Linked DNA regions of Homo sapiens: region 1 is linked to region 2. A link is a contact called in ENCODE Hi-C or POLR2A ChIA-PET data. All regions are on one chromosome and are shown on one strand. The core of a region is the stretch at or near the end of the contact, and the rest is flanking DNA. Distances in the headings are between cores, read along the strand shown.

Region 1 (6,474 bases), core at 3,478-5,977, 410 kb after region 2:
TCACTATATGCCTCTATGACACGTTTTTAATTATTTTTATTCCTTCAGCGTAATTATCAAATACATCTTTCATCTACTTTTCTTCCTTAAGACTTACAGATGCTGAGAGCTCAGAGCTATTTCCACTGCCTCACTTCTCATCCTCAGTGCTTCTAGTTTTAAACTTAGGTCCTGGGTTGCTAGCCCTGCTGAAGTTCTCACAATAAGCCTATTTGCTGGTTAAAGTATGTTTTGGATACATACTTCTGTTCTTCTTATAGTAATTACACAGCAGGGCAAATTAATCCTTGCATAAATATATAGTTTAGAAGAATGGAGTGATTTTAAAATATAGAAGGACACCTATCTTTCTACTTATTCTGGGAAAGATCATGGAAATGAAGATATAGCCATGTCTTAAACTGTGTATTTTTTGTCCTCATTCAGGTACAAGGCTTTAAGTACATAACATATAATCAGTATCTCATTTTTTTTTTTTGAGACAGAGTTTTTTTGCTCCTGTTGCCAAGGCTGGAGTGCAATGGTGCAATCTCGGCTACCTGCAACCTTCGCCTCCCAGGTTCAAGTGATTCTCCCGCCTCAGCCTCCCTAGTAGCTGGGATGACAGGCGCTTGCCACCACGCCCAGCTAATTTTTTGTATTTCTAGTAGAGACAGGGTTTCACAATGCTGGCAAGGGCTGGTCTCGAACTCCTGACCTCAGGCGATCCACCTGCCTTGGCCTCCCAAAGTGCTGGGATTACAGGCATGAGCCACCATGCCTGGCTCAGTATCAGATTTTTACAGAAGGACTGGCTAGAAAAAGACCAATGAAACAAGCAAAAGGTGTTATGTTGTGCTTAACTGCTTCCTGAGAAAAAAGAGCTTATCAGAATGACTATTAAGAAGTCTTGGTGTAGAAACTGAATTGATTGCCATGAATGGAGTATTAAGGGATTAATAAAAATTAAAAAAATAAAAATAACTGAATTGAGAAACCCAAAAAATGGGCACCCCAGCCCATTTTAATAATAATTATTATTTTTATTATTCAAGTTATGTTGTACATACTAGGTTTTAAAATTTAAAAATTTAAAAATTAAGCTTTATTAATTTGGCTCATCAATTTAAATTCTTGCTATGATGATTTGTAAGAACAGAAAAGTAGCTGGTGACAACCGTATGTTCAACATAAAAGGATTTTGTGTAAATGACATAGTTGCCTGTCTCATTTGCAATAGAAATATCTTGTTTAAAGGACCTATAGAGGTACTATAAGAGTATGCATGTTTTAACATTAAATAGCTACTAAGAATAGCAAGAAAGAAAACAGAGCAAAATAAGCTACAGAAAAGTATTAGCAAACAACAGTATTTGCTGAATAGCACTAGGTGCGGTGGCTCACACCTGTAATCTCAGCTCTTTGGGAGGCCAAGTTGGGAGGATCACTTGTAATTCAGGAGTTCAAGACTAGCCTGGGCAACATAGGGAGACCCCGTCTCCACAAAAACTAAAAAACTCAGTCAGACATGGTGGTGTGCGCCTATAGTCCCAGCTACTCAGGAGACTAAGGCAGGAGGATCACTTGAGTCTGGGAGGTCAAGCCTGCGGTGAGCTGTGACTATGCCATTGGGCTCCAGTCTAGAAGACAGAGTAACACCCTGCTTCAAAAAAAGAAAGGAAGGAAGGAAAGGAAAGAAAGAAAGAGAGATGTGTTGCATAGTAAAGCATTACATGGAAATATTGCAGTGGGTATGAAAATTATGTAGGTGCTGAAATTTAAACTCTAAAAACAAAAAACATGTAAGTGTAGATAAAGTGTTTCTTGATAAAGATAAAATGGCTTAAAAATTTTAATGCAGTTCGGAAAAGATTTAATTTTCTAGACTTGACCCATATGCTGAAAAGGCTGCTCACCGCCGGCATATACTGGGATTGGTGAAAACAGAAATTATGTGGGAAAACATGTGGGCAAGAGCAGATCAGTCTTCTGGATCTCAGAAATTTTAGAAAGCATAATACTGTGGGATCCAGTAGGAACAATTATCCGTTTATGGCAAGGCTGCCTGGGCAGTTTTTAAACAGGTAAGAATGAATTCTCATATTGCATAGGCCCTTAGGATGCCATCTAGAAAGTTTAGTTGGTGGGAATAACATGAATTTAAAGTTTTTGAGCAGTTTTGATAAACTGAGTACAAAGGCTATTTTATACTACCACATTCTTCACAACGTCAGAGGAACTGCCCCAAGAAATTTATATGATTACTGATCTGAAGTTAGTTAGGTTAGTTCAGGTGTAAAGAGTGTTTATTTATTTATTTCAAAGGACATTAACTTGCAGCCAAAGGCCAAAAGGGCTTCTCTAGGGACATCCAGTTTAAAAAACATTTCTTTCATATACAATATGTGCAGACTTCATGTTGGTCACTAAAGATACCTGAGATACATGCATAGGACTTGGCCACCTAACCATGAAACACGTAGTGTAGAAATGGAAAATAGGTGGCTTAGTGGCTCTTAAAACAGGAGAAATCTGAGGCCATATCCAGGTCTCTGATATAAACTAGTGATGCCTTACAAATAAACATGGTGATATTTGTACCAGTTAATTACCTCTTTACTTTAGTACACTAATTTAGAAGTCTACTAAATTATTACAGAACAAGAACACATCACACTTCTGAGCAAAAGAAAAACATCAAATCCAAGTTGAGCAATTTTCTAAAACATATTATTATACAGCATATATGCTTAAGTACTACAGTATACATATTCTAAGTTAGTATAGCTATCCCGTCAACATTTCAGGTGGGCTCAAGAATAAATACAAAACCTCAGTTTTTAGTTCTGATAAAAATGAAAGATGTATGTCACATGAACTCCGAATTTTTCCACATTAAGATATCTATCATGGTTCCTAACTTAAAAAAAAAAATCAATAACAGCTCACTTGTTTTAACTCCAAATATTTTACTCTAGAGAGAAAAAATATCTAGAGAAAGACAGCTACTTACTTACACAGTCTAATTACATTTCTGAAGGGCAAGAAAGCAAGCTTTTCTCCTTTACAAACTGAATTCAATATCTAAAAATTATTTCAACACAAGTCCACTGCTTATTAGCCTAGTGATTGCTGACCCCAGCTAGAATATAGCTAAACAGTTAAACACCCTGCTGCTTTTCTAATTTCCTTTTTCTTTCTAAGACTTCCTTACTGCATAGAAGGAACTTTTGGAGCTAATTCTGAGTTTAATGGTTATAGAATGTTACAACAGAATTAATCCCTATTTACAAAATGATTTCCTTTACAGGGAGTCTCATGAATTATTGCCACTGAAATTATGGGTCAGAAATTATGGATAAAAGAAACAGGTGTGGAAGTCACAACTACTTGACATTGGCAAAATCTAGCTGTGTAACCTGGACAAGTCACTTATCCTCTTGGGCTCTCAACTTCCTCATCTATAAAATAAAGGGACTGAAACTCCATAGCTGCTAAAGTCCCTTTCTTGTCTAAATTCTATCTGTCCTTTCTCTAACTGAATGAAAAAATTCAAAATCAAAATACAAAAAACAAAACAGAATTCAACAACAACAACCCTTAAAATTACTGCCACTGGCCTAACAATGGTTGCACAGAGTTAAAGGTCTACTATGGCAGTTTATACTATTTACAAGGTCACAAGTCAAAAAGGCCTGTTACTAAAGCACATAATTCAAGTGGCTTCAAGGTCAGAATTTCCACACAAAGATGATTCAAACACCACTGAGTTGCAGTGGAAAAGTACTAGCCTAAGAGTTGGGTTTTAGCTTGATTCAGAGGCTTTTCTTAGGTAAGTAATTTAACATCTCTTGGTCTTGATTTTCTCAGGCATAAAATGACAAGGTTGCACTATATTATCTCTAAGACCTTTCCTCAAACCAAAACTCTATGTTTCTATGTGATTATTCTCAACCTACCCTTTTGTAATGCATCCCTTCCAAAAACAGCTTGGTCAGTTTATAGATTTCTTGGCCTGTCTTGCAGAAGGTCTTGAGAAATTCTATGAACTCCTTAGACACTCTATCCATTTCAATGCTGGTTTGCCGGTTTATGGAAGGACTGGGAGCTTTTGCTTCCTGAATTTCAGCTGGGAAAATTAAACATAGTAAGTTTCAAGACATAAAAGATCCATGCATGGAATTACTTTAAGTATCTTACCTAAGGTTATTTAAATTATGTTTCATCAAAGTTAAACTTGAATTTAAATCATTTTATGTTTGAGTGGTTGGACAACTTCCCTTAAACTAAATCTGTTTTACAAGTAGAAAGTATGAGTAGACAAAACTACATTATCTAAAAGATATTCCTACTGAAATAAAAGTTGTTCTATTAGTATTTTCTTTGCCAAAATCTATCATGCTTTGATCTATCTATTCAATCATGAACACTGAAATGGCACCACTAGGCTTCTCAAAGACTGCTGGAGTTTATAAAACTAGTCAACAAATAGAATAACAATCAATAGAAGCACTGAAATGTTAGGTACTTATAAATGTCAGACAACCTTTCCAAATCCCATTTTACTTAACAAAAAGGCAAAGGTTAATGTGTTTATGTGGAGACTCACAATTATTTACCCACCATTTCGTTGGTGAGTCATACTGATCAAAGTGAAAGAACGCATCCAAAGTATTAATAGCAAGATGAACACGACAAAGCATAAAATGAAGAGACAAGGGAAACATGCACTACACTATCCCACCGGCTGGGCAGACAATTCTTTCCCCTCTTCAAATAAACACACTGAAAGGAAAATGGAACATTTACACAAGAGAGATAAGGATGTTGTAACAGGCAGTAAGTGCTTTCAGAAAGTATGAACTACCACTTGGTCTCTGACCACATTCTAAGCCTCCTGATTTTGAACTATGCTCTCTAATGTTTATAAGGAATTTAAGTTCCCCATATCCCAATGATTTCCTAAAAATAATTTTTTAAAAAGGTATGTTTTATTTGATTTTTTTTTTTTTTTTGAGACAGAGTACTGCTCTGTCACCCAGGCCAGAGTGCAGTGGCAAGACTTTAGCTCACTGCAACCTCTGCCTCCTAGGTTCAAGCGATTCTCCTGGCTCAGTCTCCAACTAGCTGCAATTACATGCGAGTGCCACCACACCCAGCTAATTCTTGTATTTTTTTTTTGTTTTTGAGACGGAGTCTCGCTCTGTCGCCAGGCTAGAGTGCAGTGGTGTGATGTCGGCTCACTGCAACCTCCACCTCCTGGGTTCAAGCGATTCTCCTGCCTCAGCCTCCCAAGTAGCTGGGACTACAGGCATGTGCCATCATGCCCAGCTATTTTATGTATTTTTAGTAGAGATGGGGTTTCGCCATGTTGGTCAGGCTAGTCTCGAACACCTGACCTCAGGTGATCCGCCCGCCTCAGCCTCCCAAAATGCTGGGATTACAGGCGTGAGCCACCGCATCTGGCCAGAAAGTATGTTTTAAAGATATTAACCTACCTATTCTACAGTTTCTTAAATTTTTTTTTTTTTTGAGACGGATTCTCACTCTGTCACCCACGCTGGAGCGCAGTGGATCTCAGCTCACTGCAACATCTGCCTCCCAGGTTCAAATGATTCTCCTGCCTCAGTCTCTCAAGTAGCTAGGATTACAGGCATGCCCCACCACGCCCAGATAATTTTGTATTTTAGTAGAGACAGGGTTTCACCATGTTGACCAGGCTGGTCTCAAACTCCTAACCTCAGATGATCCTCCTATCTCAGCCTCCCAAAGTGCTGGAATTACAGGTACAAAACACTGCGTCTCGCTCTCAGAGTAATTCCTTATAATCTTTGATCTTCAGGAGTTTTTTGTTTTTTTTTTTGAGACGGAATTTCACTCTTGTTGCCTACACTGGAGTGCAATGGCGCGATCTCAGTTAACAACCTCCACCTCCTGGGATCAAGCGATTCTCCTGCCTCAGCCTCCCGAGTAGCTGGGACTACAGGCATGTGCCACCACGCCTGGCTAATTGTGTATATTTAATAGAGAAGGGGTTTCTCCATGTTGGTCAGGCTGGTCTTGAACTCCCGACCTCAGGTGATCCACCAGCCTCGGCCTCCTAAAGTGCTGGGATTACAGGTGTGAGTTACTGTGCCTGGCCTAACATTTCTATTTCTCCAAAATTTTCTACTAATAAAATCTTACATGTACCAAATGAAATATGTACATTTTAGCATTACTGGTAATAGCAAAAGACTGGAAATAACTGGCCATCACTGAGGGACTAAATAAATTATCCTTTAATCCATAAAATAAAATGCCATAGGGTTTTAAAATTAAAAAGTATGCTTCTTGTGTACTGATATGGAAAGAGCTCATAAATGTATTGGAAGCAAAAACATAAATTAGCAACATAGTGAGATGCGCTCTCTACAAAAAGTAAAAACATTAGCCAGGCATGGTAGTGCGTACCTATAGTGCCAGCTATTTGGAGGGGCTGAGGCAGAAGGATCG
Region 2 (6,581 bases), core at 2,540-5,039:
CCTCTCATCTGCTGTTCCTTTCAGAAATAGTGGCATGAGATCAATGAATGCAATGTTTCCCCAATGGATAAAACACCCAAACGCCTAGCAAAGTCCAAACTGGACAAGGAGGCTCCTAAAAGCCAAAGGCTTGGCCAAAAACCATTCAACCATTTCCTTCCTGTTCTAAGCTGCAACCACTTGAGACTGAGCCTTTAGAGAGGAAAGAATATGGCCAACTCTGTTTATTCTACTACCTTCTTTTCTTTTGGGGGGATGTGGAAGGGAGGCGGTTTCTTTCTTTTTGCTGTCTTCCACTCTGGGAGCTTTTTTTAGGGGACAGGGTCCCAAAGGCTGTCTCCCAGGCTAGAGTACAGTGGTCATCACTGTAACCTCAAACTCCTGGGCTGAAGCAAACCTCCCCTCTGCCTTCCAAGTAGCTAGGACCATAGTAGGTGTTTGCTACCATGCCCAGCTAATTTATTTTTTTAAGAGCTGGGGGTCTTGCTAGGTTTCCCAGGCTGATCTCTAACTCATAGCCTCAAGCAGTCTTCTCTCCTTGGCCTTCCAAAGTGCTGAGATTACAGGCATGAGCCACAGCACTTAAGCTACTACCTTCTAGACCTCCTCTGAGTCTTCCTGAGTTTAGACTCTAGCACATGGAAAATTCACAGTCAAGGTATAAATGGTTCTTTCTACACCTGGAGTGAGCCTATCAGATGGTTTTGCTAGTGCCAAATAGGAGGCAAAAATGCTGGAATATCTTCCGTCTTACCAATCTTTTTCCTTCTTTTCCTTTCCCTGGGAACCCCACCCTAGGCCCCAAAAATTATAAATTTGTTAATTTCTACTATTCAGAAAGGTGAGTCAACTAAACTCACTTTCAAAATAACAATGTTAATACCCAAAAGACTATTTGAAGATTAAAATAACAATGTATAAAAGCATTATAAATATATAAATATATCAAGGGTGATAATTAGGAAAAAGCATAAATATTTCAATGGGAAATTTTGCAGAAACAGCTCTAAAATAGATGCTTCTATCCTATGACTACATCCCAAATGATTATCTAGAATCTTTGAGATTTACTGAAATTTGCCTGCTCTGAATTAGAGTCTTCCCAGCTTCCCTGAAGTACTACGTATACGTATAACATATAAAGCTTAGACTATTCCAAGGTCCACTAGATGGTGCCACATGTCTTGTTTTGAAGTGGAAAATTCAACTACATCCTTTTTTTTTTTTTTTTTTTTGGAGACAGAGCCTGGCTCTATTGCCCAGGCTGGAGTGCAGTGGCGTGATCTTGGCTCATTGCAACCTCCCCCTCCCAGGTTCAAGTGATCCTCCTACCTCAGTTGGGATCCCAAGGAGCTGGGACTACAGGCACGTGCCACCACAGCTGGCTAATTTTTGTATTTTTAGTAAAGATGGGGTTACACCATGTTGACCAGCCTGGTTTCGAACTCCTGACCTCAAGTGATCCATCTGCCTCAGCCTCCCAAAGTGCTGGGATTATAGGCGTGAGCCATTGCACCTAGTCTGAATTCAGTCATTTCTAACCAAAATCAATTCAACAATCTTACAAGCAAAGGGCAAATTATCAGAGAGGAAAATGTAACAGTTCAATTTACCACGTAGTTACTGAGAAGCGCAGAATCGACATCCTTCCTGAAAAAGAAAAGTAAGTTATCAGTCTGGGCTCACACCCCTTTCTGGGTATCAAATATCTGTAAAAGAATTCCCATCTGCCGGGCGCTGTGGCTCACACCTGTAATCCCAGCACTTTGGGAGGCCAAGACGGGCGAATCACATGGTCAGGAGATTGAGACCATCCTGGCTAACACAGTGAAACCCCGTCTCTACTAAAATGCAAAAAATTAGCCAGGTGTGGTGGCGGGCGCCTGTAGTCCCAGCTACTCAGGAGGCTGAGGCAGGAGGATGGCATAAACCCAGGAGGCGGAGTTTGCAGTGAGCAAAGATCACGCCACTGCACTCCAGCCTGGGCGACAGAGCGAGACTCCGTCTTAATAATAATAATAATAATAATAATAATTCCTGTCAAGTTGGGGGCCAGGCACGGTGGCTCACACCTGTAATCCCAGCACTTTGGGAGGCCGAAGCAGGCGGATCATGAGGTCAGGAAATCAAGACCATCCTGGCTATCATGGTGAAACCCCGTTTCTACAATCAATCAATCAATCAATCAATAAAATACAAAAAAAAATCAGCCGGGCGTGGTGGCAGGTGCCTGTAGTCCCAGCTACTCGGGAGGCTGAGGCAGGAGAATGGCATGAACCGGGGAGGCAGAGCTTGCAGTGAGCCGAGATCGCGACACTGCACTCCAGCCTGGGCAACACAGAGAGACTCTGTCTCAAAAAAAAAAAAAAAAAAAAAGAATTCCTGTCAAGATGTAGTAGTCCGCTTTTAGAATTTGGGGACTACCACCTAAAACTGAAACTGAGAAATGTCTTAAGTCCAACATGGTTTAGCTAGCTGTGGGCAATTTCAGAGCAGACTTGGGAACAAAGTGCTGTCCCATCCAACAGCCATGTCCTCTCCCCATTATTATCTGCCTCCCATCAGCTATTGACATCTTGGGCAGCCACGTCCTCCTGCTGAATCAACAGAAATGGCCCACTTAACACCAATGTCACCACTGGGAATTCCAGCCATGGGCAAGTATCCTGCCAAATATCCACCATGCTCCCAGGGTGTTCACCACCTACGTCAACTCAACAGGTACAGTCAGGGTGGCAAGCAGTGGCCAAAAGCCTGGTTCCCTGTGTAACAGTTAATCCAGGCAATATGCCATCTTTCCTGAGTGAAGAAACAACAATGTGATGTATATTAAATCACAATCGATCCACTCTACAATAGCATATCAGAAAGCATTGTTTTCAGCAGTCTGCAGGCAGTGGAGTATGACAAAGAATATAGTTTTGAAATCAGATTTGGGTTCACATTCTAGCTCTGCCATTTATATGCTGTGAGAGTTTTAGTTAATTACTCCCTAAGTTTTCCTTCTAAACTAAAAATGGGATGAAACTAGTATCTAAAAGTGTGGCCTGGATTTCAATCCAGCTCTTGCATTCTTTGGCTATGTGAATCTGGGCAAGTTACTTAATCTCATTATGCTTAAATTTCCTATCTATCAAATGGCAATTATAGTATCAACCTTGTAAGACTGTTCACAGGGTTCACTGGAAACATGTAAAATACCCGGAACATATTAAGTGCTCAATAAGCACCAACGTTATCATTACTACTACCTGTGCAACTACCACTACCACCAGCTCCTCCTACCTCATCAAACTGTTATGATGAAGTGAGACAACAAATTTTAAAAGTTTAGCACAGTTCTTGGTACTTGTATTAACATCTCCATAATGGAAGGTTATTATTTTTAAAAGATATTATCTCAGTTAATTGTCATTAAAAACCCTATGATGTAGAAGCTATTCGTATGATTCCTACTCTATAGACAGGAAGCCAAGGTTCAGAAATTAAATAACTTGCTCAAGGTCACACAGTAAGAAGTCTAAATAAAGTGGAAGGCAACTATGGAGTTGTGGGAAATGAGACTGGACTGGATGAATGGAAACTGGTAATGCAGAATCCTGAAAAATCAGGTAGAGGGGTCTGTGCTTGACATATTGTGCAACAGAGACCCCTGTATGTCTTAAACCAGGAGTGCAGTGAGATGATGCAAATGATGACCCAAGATTTCAAAAGCATGGGCCAAACAGATAGTTGATTTCCCAGTCAATAAATAAAGCAAAACCAACAGTGGTTCACACAGGGCTCAACCTAGGCCTTAGGTCATCAGCACAGTGATGTCAGCACTGTAATCAAATCAGCTCTGTGAAGCTTACCAAATGCTACCAGTGATTCAAGCTACGATTTCACAAAAGTGCTGCTTTGCCCAAATGACCACAAACACACTGAAGTCACAAAGAGTATCATATTTGAAAGGAATCTAACACAGGAAAGACAATGCATAATTAGTGCATGTGACAGAGCTCATTTAAAATTGAAAATGACAAATCAAACCACATGTCATCTTTGCCTGCTTAATCAGGAAATCAGCCCACTGGCTTCCTCCTATCTTTGCTTGAAATTGAGTTATAACTCCCTGTGCTCTCCAAAATATGAGGCGTTAAGACATCCCTTCCTGGAATAGTTAACTGGAGAAAAAATATGAATATTGTTTCTCTTCAGGACCAACGGATCCATCCCAGGTGCACCGTTACAATTTCATTTCCAAATCATTGCCCCTTCTCTGTCATTCAGAATATTGCACGCTCTGCGAAAATTTGTCCTTGGCCATTCCAAGTTACTATGCCACTGAAAAAGTCAATACTGTAATGTAAGAATCCAAAGAACATTCTTTGCCTCTTCTAGAACAAATATAAAGGAGGAAAACTCTCTTTCACATAAGTTTTAATGAATCTGTGTTTTGGGATCAAGAGAACAATCGATGTTTACACAGGTACTGCATTTTGCAGACTCTGGCTGACAGAAACTGATTTATTCATTGATTTTCTTTTATCAGCAAGATAATTGTTTTTAACCCAGCTAAATACTCTGACAAAATGCCAATGTATGCTAGGCCCTTCTTTATTTAACAAAAGGTCAAGAGGTACCTTATCTACCTTTTTATGAAGTCCTAAACGGGCTGTATGTGTTGTGGAATTTTTTTTTAAGGCAGTTTTTACCCTTGAGAAGTTACTGTAACCACACTAAATGACAGGTTGTTGGCAACAGGATATGGTGAAACCAGACAGACATCAACTTAATCAAGTTATCCAATTTCACAGCACCAATAATGATGTGATGCATGAGAAAGACATCCCTCAGAGCAATCCAGCCCCAAGATGTTTAATTCAAATCTATCCATGAGGATATAATCAGAGAATTCCAAATTGAGGAACAGTCTTCAAAACAACTGGGTTAGATTTAGACTCTTCAAATATCAATGTCATTTGTCACAGTGCCAATGTCACAAAAAGAAGCTAAGTAAACTTCCAGAGGAAAGGAAATTAAAGAAACATGACAACTAAATGCAATGTGTAGTTCTTCACTGGATCCTGAATTGGGAGGAAAAAGAACACTATTAGGACAACTGAAGGAATGTGAGTTTACATTGCATCTTTTTTTTTTTTTTTTTTTTTGAGACAAAGTCTGGCTCTGTTGCCCAGGCTGGAGTGCAATGGCACGATCTCGGCTCACTGCAACCTCCGCCTCCCAGGTTGAACCAATTCTCCCACCTCAGCCTCCCAAGTAGCTGGGACTACAGGAATGCACCACCACACCTGGCTAATTTTTGTATTTTCAGTAGAGATGGGGTTTCATCACGTTGGCCAGACTGCTCTCCAACTCCTGACCTCAAGTGATCCGCCCGTCTCAGCTCCCAAAGTGCTGGGATTACAGGCATGAGCCACCGCACCTGGCCTACATTGTATCTTAATAATAGTAGATATATCAGCGCTAAGTTTCCTGAGTGTGATAAGGCGACTGTAGCTACATAGAATGCCCTTTTCCAAGAAGGGGTGAAATGATCTGCTGTCTACAACTCTCTAATGGTTCAGTAAAGTAAGTGTGTGCACCTGTGTATGGAGAGAAAGCTCATGCCTGTGCAAAAGAAATAAGGGAATTCCAGGCACGGTGGCTCACACCTGTCATCCCAGCTATTCCGAAGGCTGAGAAAGGAGGATCGCTTCAGCCCGGAGTTTAGATCCAGCCTGGGCTCAAGTGTCTCTAATTAAAAAAAAAAAAAAAGAAAGAAAGAAAGCCAACCTGGCCAACATAGTGAAACTCTGTATCTACTAAAAATACACAAAATTAGCTGGGTGTGGTGGCAGGCGCCCGTAATCTCAGCTACGCAGGAGGCTGAGGCAGGAGAATCACTTGAACCTGGGAGGTGGAGGTTGCAGTGAGCCAAGATGGCAACACTGCACTCCAGCCCAGGCGACAGTGTGAGACTCCCTCTCAAAAAAAAAAAAAAAAAAAAAAAGAAGGGAAGGGGGAAGGGGGAAGGGTAGCAAATACCCAAATCAAAATGTTAACAAGTGGTGACTTCAGGTAATGAGTATAATACAGGTATTTGTGGTACTGTTTTTGCAGCTGTTTCACAGGTTTAAAATTTTTCATGCTAAGAAGTTAAGGAATATGAAAATGTAAAACTAAAATAAAGAATGCCATAAAGTTAAAAATAAAATTACTGTAACTTATAATTGAGGATGTAAAATACATTTGCCCCAAAAGTTTTTTTTGTTTTGTTTTGTTTTCTTTTTTTTCTTTTTTTTTGAGATGGAGTTTTGCTCTTGTTGCCCAGGCTGGAATGCAATGGCCCAATCTCATCTCACTGCAACCTCCACCTCCCGGGTCCAAGCGATTTTCCTGCCTCAGCCTCCCAAGTAGCTGAGATTAACAGGCATGTCCCAGCTAATTTTGTATTTTTCGTAGAGATGGGGTTTCTCCATGTTGGTCAGGCTAGTCTCGAACTCCTGACCTCAGGTGATTCCCCCCCCACCGTGGCCTCCCAAAGTGCTGGGATTACAAGCATGACCTACTGCTCCAGGTCTTCAAAAGTGTTTTAG

The links. Hi-C counts contacts between places; a loop is a spot of excess contacts on that map. ChIA-PET counts read pairs that join two places held with the same protein, here RNA polymerase II (POLR2A). Pooled maps may share reads with other maps.
Region 1: a pooled map shows a loop between it and region 2 (2.5-fold over the local background). The contact joins two enhancer-like sites. A Hi-C loop is called at or near these places in 4 of 50 pooled maps. POLR2A ChIA-PET finds 5 or more read pairs at or near these places in 5 of 52 experiments (WTC11, activated B cell, activated CD4-positive, alpha-beta T cell and 1 more).

The regions. Positions count from the first base shown.
Region 1 is chr7:66,435,197-66,441,670 of GRCh38, forward strand. It overlaps the pseudogene RABGEF1P2 and the pseudogene GRPEL1P1. Among named protein-coding and RNA genes, the nearest start is that of LINC00174, 38 kb to the left of the region's middle. Within about 2 kb of position 4,728, at least 4 of the 41 ENCODE cell types and tissues checked have a DNase peak (open chromatin) inside an H3K27ac peak, as active enhancers do.
Region 2 is chr7:66,029,887-66,036,467 of GRCh38, forward strand. LOC105375336 (a long non-coding RNA gene) reads right to left here. Exons shown (of 5, transcript XR_002956511.2): 3 at 1,614-1,650. Among named protein-coding and RNA genes, the nearest start is that of ASL, 43 kb to the right of the region's middle. Within about 2 kb of position 3,790, at least 3 of the 41 ENCODE cell types and tissues checked have a DNase peak (open chromatin) inside an H3K27ac peak, as active enhancers do.